2 separate regions of the Homo sapiens genome follow, and region 1 is linked to region 2. A link is an interaction called in ENCODE POLR2A ChIA-PET data of the cell type or tissue named here. Cell type or tissue: PC-3. All regions are shown on one strand.

The links. Peaks named below come from ENCODE experiments on the same cell type or tissue, not always from the same donor. Only the 100,000 strongest peaks of a DNase experiment are listed, where the experiment ranks them.
Region 1: POLR2A ChIA-PET joins it to region 2 with 13 read pairs; 2 of 35 experiments call an interaction of 5 or more read pairs at or near these places.

Annotation. Positions count from the first base shown.
Region 1 is chr14:103,299,075-103,304,074 of GRCh38, reverse strand. LOC105370686 (a long non-coding RNA gene) reads left to right here. Exons shown (of 3, transcript XR_944246.2): 2 at 4,171-4,370. Among named protein-coding and RNA genes, the nearest start is that of EIF5, 33 kb to the left of the region's middle. RefSeq lists an enhancer at 1,729-2,229. In PC-3, no CTCF peak of the experiment used is centred here; no DNase peak of the experiment used is centred here; H3K27ac peaks cover 1,098 bases.
Region 2 is chr14:103,592,209-103,597,208 of GRCh38, reverse strand. No RefSeq gene overlaps it. Among named protein-coding and RNA genes, the nearest start is that of COA8, 32 kb to the right of the region's middle. RefSeq lists a silencer at 3,373-3,512. In PC-3, no CTCF peak of the experiment used is centred here; a DNase peak (open chromatin) is centred at 2,678; H3K4me3 peaks cover 1,589 bases; H3K27ac peaks cover 3,683 bases.

The DNA.
Region 1 (5,000 bases), 290 kb after region 2:
TTTTTTCTTTTAAAGAGACAGGGTCTTGCTCTGTCACCCAGGCTGGAGTGCAGTGGTGTGATCATAGCTCACTGTAGCCTCTAGCTCCCAGGCTCAGGCAATCCTCCCACCTCAGCCTCTGGAGTATCTGGGACTACAGGCATGCACCACCACACCTGGACAATTTTTCTTTTCCTTCCTTCCTTTCTTCCTTCCTTTCTTTCTTTTTTTTTTTTTTTTGAGGTGGGGTTTTGTCATGTTGCCCAGGCTGGTCTCGAACTCCTAGGCTCAAGCAACCCACCCACCCCAGCCTCCCAAAGTGCTGGATTACAGGCCTGAGCCATGGAGCTTGGCCTTCCCCTAGCTGCTTCTTCTTCTTCTTCTTCTTTTCTTTCTTTTTTTTTGAGATGGAGGCTTGCTGTGTCTCCTAGGCTGGAGTGCAGTGGTGTGATTTCAGCTCACCACAACCTCTGCCTCCCAGGTTCAAGCAATCCTCCCACCTCAGCCTCCCAAGTAGCTGGGATTACAGGCATTCACCATCACGCCTGGCTCATTTTTGTATTTTAAGTAGAGATGGGTTTGGCCATGTTGGCCAGGCTGGTCTCAAACTCCTGGCCTCAAGTGATCCGCCCACCTCAGCCTCCCAAAGTGCTGGAATTACAGGCATGAGCCACTGTGTTGGGCCTTCCCCCGCTTCTAATTGCCTATAATTATGAATGTCTCCCTCAGTCAACTTTCTTCTCCTTGCTGTTATGGGTGAAAAATGAAAAATTCAGAATGCTTGATTGTATTGTTCAATAAGAGTGAAACAAAGGAAAGCCTGTCATCTCCAGAATTATCTTCTACCTTCTTGAAAGTTGATGCAATACTGTTAGCAATGTAGTGAGAAAACGGAAGGATACTGTGGCAGAGATGGTTTATTTCATTCTGCTTTTTAGGCAAGTGCATCAGCTTTTCATTTTTTTGTTATTTTAGTCTCTTTTAGCATAACTGGAAATACTTAAATGAGTGATGATGAAATAATTCTCAGGATGATGAAATAGAAAAATATTTCAAGATACAGGAAAAATAAGATTCCTGATTCCAAAATATATCTTAGATTTACAAAAGGCTTGAACCAATCCCTGTAGGAATTGCAAGACAGAATGGGTTTTGTTCTGTAGAAGGTCTCTAAGACAGAATAAAATTCACAAACTATTAATCCTTATACAGTGCTAGAACTACTCAAAAAGTAAACTAAAAAAATAAAAATAGGCCAGGAGTGGTGGCTCACGCCTATAATCCCAGCACTTTGGGAGGCTGAGGCGGGCAGATCACTTGAGGTCAGGAGTTCAAGACCAGCCTGACCAATAGGGTGAAACTCCACTTCTACTAAAAATACAAAAAAATTAGCTGAGTGTGGTGTTGCATGCCTGTAATCCCAGCTACTCAGGAGGCTGAGGCAGGAGAATCACTTGAACCTGGGAGGCAGAGGTTGCAGTGAGCCAAGATTGTGCCACTGCGCTCCAGCCAGGGCAACAAGAGTGAAACTCTGTCTCCAAAAAAAAAAAAAAAAAAAAAAAAAAGAACTCACTGGACCCTGCTGGTAAATTGAAGATTAATATCATTGAATATCCAACTGCCACATTAAATGTACCAAGTACCAAATTAAATTGCTCTGTTCAAAAAAACGTCTTTTTATAGTTGAGTTACTTAAATCAGGATCTAAATAAGATCTGCTCACGGTATGCACTGCCGTCTTGAGGTCCTTTGAAAGTGTCTTTTAATTTAGAACTGTCACCCCTCCTTAGTTTAATGCCATTGACTCATTAAAGAAACTGGGTCAGTTGTCCCGTACATGTCCCACATTTTGGATTTGACTGATTCCCTTCTCACAAGGTCATGGACCTGCCCCATATTTCCTGGAGTCTGCATTGGATCGAGGCTCAGTTTTGTCTTTGGTGGTGGTGGCAGGGGCTCCTCACCCCTGCCTGGCTGCACTGGTCTGCATAGAGGTCTTCTCTCCCTCCTGTGCCCTCACTCTGCCTGATCTGCCAAGGGGCCGGGAGTGGTTGGCTAGGGCCCGGCTGCTCCCACCTCCTTTCTGTGTTGGGGAGTAGGTGCTGGCTTAGAGCCCAGAGCTCTGGGTTTGGGCCTGGCCTTGCTACCCACCAGTTTGGGTTGGGCTTTAGTGTCCTTACCTGTATCCTGGGAATTATGTTACTTGTCCTGTTTACCACTCAGAGTTCTTGTAGGGATAAAAAAAAAAAAAAAAAAAAAGGACTTAAAAGGCTTTGGAAGCCATCAAGAGCTAATTAGGGTGCTGATGATTCTCCCCCTTAGCTCTGCAATGCAGGACTCCCTCATCCTGCCCCGCCCGGACAGCTCACCTCCTGCGTCCTGCCTCCTGCCCCCTCACCCCGCCCTGAGCACCCGGCTGTGTCCAGGGCTGATCTTTGCTGTGCACCCCACGTGCTGCTGGGGGTTCTGTAGTAGGCTTCAGGCCCTGGATGAGGCCAGGCTGAGAACCGCTGGTTGACACAGATACAGACCACTGGGTGGGCATCAGGGTGCTTGCTGCTGGGATACAGGAATATTTTGGGGCAAAACTCTAGGAAGCCTGTTTATAAAAGGCTGCTCCATTTTGGCCTGCAGAGAAATGAACTTTTGGCATATGAGTTTGGAATCTGGAGGAAGAGAAGCTTAACTGACTTCTGAAGCAATTTTTGGAGCTTTGTATTGGAATATGAAATACATACAGAGAACCGCAGGTACCTAAGTGTGGCCCCATGACCACTCATACACCGACCACTTTGGAGGAACTGGCACCCACATCGGGAAACAGAACATCACACCCCCTCTCAGAAGCCCCCTTTACGCCCTGTGCTCGGTGCCCTGCTGGTGATCACTATCCTGATGTTCCCGAAGCATTTTAAAGGCTGGTTGTGATGAACTATAAAGATGGTTGGACTGTGCTCAAAGCAGATCCAGCCAGTCCCTCCCTGTCATCAAGTCCCATGAATGTGCCCTTCCCGCCAGACTTCTCAGCACTGCAGTTCCCCAGGGGGCTCACCTTTCTCAAAAGTGAACTAGGAATGCTTTATTTCTCTAGAAAGGATTTGTTTATACCGAAAGCCAGGAAGTTTGGTTAGGTGGCAGCAGAAGTAGGCGAGTGAATAGGATGTGTGATTGGAGGTCAGCATGGCTGGGCTCTAAAGAGGGTAGGCGTGTGTCCCCCCACACTCGGCCTGGTCCACTCCTGTGTGTGCTTGTGTGCTCATGTCTGTGCATGTGTGTGCATCGTCTTCGTGACCAGCCAGCAGGTGGAAAGCAAGTGCCTCTTCTGTGCCAGGCATCTGTGTTAGCTGCACACACCAAGATGACTCTGATCATCCCTGCTGTTGAAGGGCTACTGTCTAATGGGAGAAGCAGGCATGTGGACACACTGGCTTGGTGTTGACGAACAGCAGAATGGAATGTCAGACTAACCTGCATCCAAAGCCTACTATTAGGTTGGTGCAAAAGTAATCGTTGTTTTTGCCATTACTTCCAACGGCAAAAAACGCAATTGCTTTTGTTTTTTGTTTGCTTTTTTTTTTTTTTTTTGAGACAGGATCTCACTCTGTGTCCCAGGCTGGAGTGCAGTGGCATGATCTCGGCTCACCGCAATCCTGGGTTGAAGCGATTCTCCTGCCTTAGCCTCCCCAGTAGCTGGGATTACAGACATGCGCCACCACTCCCGGCTAATTTTTGTATTTTTAGTAGAGACAGGGTTTCACTGTGTTGGCCAGGCTGGTCTCGAACTCCTGACCTCAAGCAATCTGCCTGCCTCAGCCTCCCAAAGTCGTGGGATTACAGGTGTGAGCCACCGTGCCTGGCCAAAAACCACAATTACTTTTGCACCAAGCTAATAGTTGCTGGGAGGACTGGAGAAAATAATGCATATGAAAGGCTTTTCGTAGTACCTGGCCTATACTAAGCCCTCTGCAAACGCTGGTTGCCATCATTCTTTCTTTCTTTTTTTTCTTTCTTTCTTTTTTTTTTTTTTTTTGAGATGGAATCTCACTCTGTCATCCAGGCTAGAGTGCAGTGCAATCTCGGCTCAGTGCAACCTCCGCCTCCCAGGTTCAAACGATTCTCCTGCCTCAGCCTCCCAAGTAGCTGCCACCACAGTTGCCTACCACCAAGCCTGGCTAATTTTTATATTTTTAGTAGAGACGGGGTTTCACCATGTTGGCCAGGCTGGTCTCGAATTCCTGACTTCAAGTGATGGGCCTGCCTCAATGTCCAAAATTGCTGGGATTCCAGGAGTGAGCCACCACGTCCGGTCCTGCCATCATTCTTAACAAGAGCGCCCCCACCATCGTCCAGGGAGAGATGGAATATCCAGAGAAGAACAGAGCTCACAGAAGGTATGGAAATGGTGCAGAGCTTCCTGTCCTGGGGTCTGTTGACAGAATTCAGGGGTTCCATGAGTGCAGGGGAAACTTGTATCTTTAGTCTCACTAATTTCTACCTGAAATCTAGCATTTTCTTTAATCACGAACATAGGCAACAAACCAGAGTAGTATTAGCAGGGTCCCTGAGTTTGTTACCATCACAGACATTGTCCTGCTGCGTTTCAGTTGTAGCAGATCTAGAAGTGTCAGTGAGGCTCACCATTTGAACCCATAGCAGCTATTAGATCAGCCATAGACCTGCCTAATAACAGTAAAGATCATTATATCACCCAGTTACTGTTTTAAAAACACTTGGTAATATTTTCAATATATTTGGTTTCATTTGTAACCTTATGTATTTTATGTTATGCTGTATAAATGGTACCCTGAAAAGGGCTCTATAGTTTTTACTACATTGGCAAAGGGGTCCAGAGCACAAGATCCAGAATCCGTCTGGTGGGGAAGGGAAGGATTCCTTTGTGGGGCAGGCAGGGCATGTCAGGAAGGCTTCACTGTGTGGAGGAGCCTTACACAGGGTTTTTTTTTTTTGTTTCTTGAGACAGTCTCACTCTGTCACCCAGGCTGGAGTGCAGTGGTGTGATC
Region 2 (5,000 bases):
GACCTCGTGATCTGCCTGCAGTGGCCTCCCAAAGTATTGGGATTACAGGCATAAGCCACTGTGCCAGGCTTTTTTGTTTTTTTTTTTTTTTTTGAGACAGAGTCTCTCTCTGTTTCCCAGGCTGGAGTGCAGTGGCGCAATCTCAGATCACTACCACCTCTGGCTCCCAGGTTCAAATGATTCTCCTGCCTCAGCCACCCAAGTAGCTGGGATTACAGGTACCCACCACCACACCTGGCTAATTTTTGTATTTTTCGTAGAGATGGGGTTTCACCATGTTGGCCAGGCTGGTCTCCAACTCCTGACCTCAGGTGATCCACCTGCCTCAGACTCCTAAAAGTGCTGGGATTACAGGCGTGAGCCACCTTGCCTGGCCAGAGTTCTGTAAATCACTGAGGCTTGTCCAGAGCACTGAGGGGCACAGAGCAGGAGCACCTGTCCAGCCAGGGGAGACTGCGGTTTCATAGGGGAGCCGTGTCTTTGTGCAGTGGGGAGTGGTTGTGAGGGCATTCTAGGCTACACCTGAGGCTCCAGATAGATGAGGCCAGGTACGGAGTATGACAGGTGACTTGAAGGGCTCCTGTAATTGTATGTACATCCCTACTTGAAATTTCATGTCTTGGCCGGGAGCAGTGGCTCATGCCTGTAATCCCAGCATTTTGAGAGGATGAGGTGGGAAGATCGCTTAAGCCCAGGAATTCGAGACCAGCCTGGCCAACATAGTGAAACCGTCTCTACAAAAGTATAAAAATTAGCTTGGTGTGGTGGCCAGTGCCTGTACTCCCAGTTACTCAGGAGGCTGAGGCAGGAGGATCGCTTGAACCTGGGAGGCAGAGGTTGCAGTGAGCGGAGAGTGCGCCACTGTACTCCAGCTTGGGGGACAGAGTGAGACCCTGTCTCAAAAAAAAAGAAATTTCATGTCTTAAAACTTGGCTATTAATTTCACAGTGCTTTCATTGTGACATAGCAAGAAATCATTTTTATTAATGAGCACTCAGATGTAATTGCTGGACCTTGTGAGTAGAGAGCCTTCTGCAATTGAAAGTTAAGAATAGGCTGGGCACGGTGGCTCAAGCCTGTAATCCCAGCACTTTGGGAGGCCGAGGCAGGCGGATCATGAGGTCAGGAGTTTGAGACCAGCCTGGCCCATATGGTGAAACACTGTCTCTACTAAAAACACAAAAATTAGCTGGTGGTGGTAGCGCGCACCTGTAGTCCCAGCTACTCGGGAGGCTGAGGTAGAAGAATCGCTTGAACCCAGCAGGTGGAGGTTGCAGTGAGCCAAGATCGCGCCACTGCACTCCAGCCTGGGGACAGAGCGAGACTCGGTCTCAAAAAAAAAAAAAAGAATATAATTGAAATCTATGATTAACTGGGAATGTAAACATGAGTCAGATCAGCTGATTCTGTAAAACATTCTGGTGGGGTCTACATTATGTGGCTGGCTTTTTTCTCTTACTTTAAATCTTGCTAGTCTTTGCAGGGGGAGCAACAATGAACTACCAACATCGGGGCCCTTGTGCCCAGCAGAGCAGGTGCTCAGTATTTCTCGGCTGAATAAACATTGACAGATTTTAACCATTCCCCACATCTCCTCCCTTCAAACGCTTGCAGCCTATAGATGAGGGAGCAACCAGAACAGCTGGTCGGCAGGTGGGACCAGCTGGAGGGGTGCGGCCCACATCCACCAGGAGGCAGGGGTGGCTCAGCCTCACGCTCAGCCATCCACGACAAAAGCTGATCCACTGCAGAGCATGCATCACAGAGGAAAATACTCTGGAAAGGAATGAAGGCGCTGTAGCACACCGTTCAGAAGGGATCTATGTTAAAAGGCAAAAAAATAATGCAAGCATGGGGGAGCCTGAGAGGGAATCTAATAAGACTCTGGGAAGGCGAACCCAGTGGGCCACGGGGAGGAAAATGCCAGCAGCACCCAGACCCCAAACTCTACTGGCTGCCTCCCAATAAGGGGGCTTTCAGAACAGGAACCTCCAGCCTCACCTTCAGGAAAATTAATTATGGATTTAGAAAGGAAGCCTATTCCTTTGTCATCTACTCCTTCCTATGCTGCTCCGATTTCCTAACCAGACACACTGTTACAATTTTAACTTTAAAAATCTCAGCAGAATAGAGCTATTTTTGTTTCTGTTTTTTGTTTGTTTGTTTGATTGTGTTTTGAGACGGAGGCTCACTCTGACGCCCAGGCAGGAGTGCAGTGGTGCGATCTCGGCTCACTGCAACCTCTGCCTCCTGGGGTCAAGCGATTCTCCTACCTCAGTCTCCTGAGTAGATGGGGTTACAGGCATGCGCCACCATGGCCCAGCTAATTTTTGTATTTTTAGTAGAGACGGGGTTTCACCACACTGGCCAGGCTGGTCTCAAACTCCTGACCTCGTGCGGGGGTCACGCCAAAGTGCTGGGATTACAGGCGTGAGCCACCGCACCCGGCCTTGTTGCTGTTTTTCTTAAAAAAAAAAAAAAAAAAAGTGCTGGTAGCAAAAATAAAAATAAAAAAAATCAGCAAACAGAAAACTGTCATACAATCTGCCAGGAGTTGCGTGGTTTCTCCATTAATCAGAAGTCTAAAATACTCCTTGCAAATGTACAGAACAAAGGGCCTTCTGTGGCTCACTCCTCTGCTGGGGGCGGAAGGCTCAGCGTGTGCCTGAGGCACAAAGGCTTGGAAGCAGCCACTTCCCCGTGCTGGAAGCAGACTAAAGGGCTTGTCAGAAAACAGCTCTCAAGCTTTGTCCTCTTAGGCGCAAAAGATCGAAGCAGGGTAGCACTGCTGCCCCAAGGCAAGGCTTCTCCGTAGCCCTGATGCAATTCCGCTTCCTTTAAAGAGCAGCATGTGTGTGGGCAGGCCCGGGTCCTCCAGCTGCAGCTCCTAAAGATGCTCCCCACACGGCGGCCTTTCCCTGGGGAGGTTTTTCTTGAAGATGCTTCTATTAATCATTATAACTCCAGCATTTGTGCAGAGCAAATGCTGTACCTGACGCCAACTGGAGCCCTGCTGGGGGCTCTGCCAGAGCTACGGGATGGCCTCAAGGGAGCTGAGGCTTGCAGGCAGGTGCAGCTTCCGGTACATTATTAGGATTAAATAAAAACAAGGAAGGCCGGGCTCGGTGGCTCACACCTGTAATCCCAGCACTTCGGGATGCCGAGGTGGGCAGATCACGAGGTCAGGAGTTTGAGACCAGCCTGGCCAACATGGTGAAACCCCATCTCTACTAAAAATACAAAAATTAGCCAGGCGTGGTGGTACACACCTGTAATCCCAGCTACTCTGGAGGTTAAGGCAGGAGAATTGCTTGAACCCGGGAGGTGAAGCCTGCAGTGAGCAGAGATCATGCCACTGCACTCCAGCCTGAGTGACAGACCGAGACTCCGTGTCAAAACAAAACAGAAAGAGGAAAAGGCATTAGATATCCTGTTTTCACTGACCTGAGATAGCCCTCGTGAGTCCTGCTGAACTTCTGTTAGCCACATCCGGCTCCTTTTTTTGGGTGAATATGAGCAGGTAAAAAATCAGTTTCTACAAAGACCACCCAACACACAAAGTGGGAGAAAGAGACTCAATATTATTTTGCTTTTAAACTCCAAATTAAAATATTTAAAATATTTGGAATTTTAACAAACATGCATTTTGTGGGAAAAGTGGTATAAAACACATCAGTGGGCTGGTCGCGGTGGCTCACGCCTGTAATCACAACACTTTGGGAGGCTGAGGTGGGCAGGTCGTGAGGTCAAGCGATCAAGACCATCCTGGCCAACATGGTGAAACCCTGTCGCTACTAAAAATACAAAAATTGGCTGGGTGTGTTGGCACGTACCTGTAGTCCCAGCTACTTGGAAGGCTGAGACAGGAGAATCGCTTGCACCTGGGAGGCAGAGGTTGCAGTGAGCTGAGATCGCGCCACTGCACTCCAGCCTGGGCGAACGAGCAAGACACCGTCTCAAAAAACAACAACAACAAAAAAACCAAAAACCCACATCACTGAGATAAGCTTTATTTTGTAACTATTTAAAAGCCCACAGAAATACTTTATTTGAATATGGCTGTTACAATTATATTAACCTAATTAAAAAAAAACTTGAGCATACAAATTTTTGGGTTAATTTTTTTTTTTTTTTTTTGGAGAGAGAGTTTTACTTGTCATCCAGGTTGGAGTGAGTGGCACGATCTCGGCTCACTGCAACCTCTGCCTCCCAGGTTCAAGCAATTCTCCTGCCTCAGCCTCCTGAGTAGCTGGGATGACAGGCGCCTGCCACAACACCCGGCTAATTTTTGTATTTTTAGTAGAGACGGGGTTTCACCATGTTGGCCAGGCTGGTCTCGAACTCCTGACCTCAGGTGATCCGCCCTCCTAAAGTGCTGGGATTACAGGCATGAGCCACCACACCCAGCTGGATAATCTTTTTTTTTTTTTTTTAAGATGGAGTCTTGCTCTGTCACCCAGGCTGGAGTGCAGTGGTGCGATCTCAGCTCACTGAAACCTCTGCCTCCCGGGTTCAAGTGATTCTCCTGCCTCAGCCTCCCGAGTAGCTGAGACTACAGGCGTGCGCCAACATGCCCAGCTAATATTTGTATTTTTAGTAGAGCTGGGGTTACACCATGTTGGCCAGGATGGTCTTGATCTCTCCACCTCGTGATCCGCCAGCCTCGGCCTCCCAAAGTGCTGAGATTACAGGCGTGAGCCACTGCGCTAGGCCAATCTTTTTTTTTTCTTGAGATGGAGTCTTGCTTTGCCACCCAAGCTGGAGTGCAGTGGTACTATCTCAGCTCACTGCAACCTCTGCCTCCCAGGTTCAAGCAATTCTCCTGCCTCAGCCTCCCAAGTAGCTGGGACTATAGGCATGTGCCACCACGCCTGGCTAATTTTTATATTTTTAGTAGAGACGAAGTTTCACCATGTTGGCCAGGCTGGTCTCAAACTCCTGACCTCAAGTGATCCACCCACTCGGCCTCCCAAAGTGCTAGGATTATAGGCGTGAGCCAC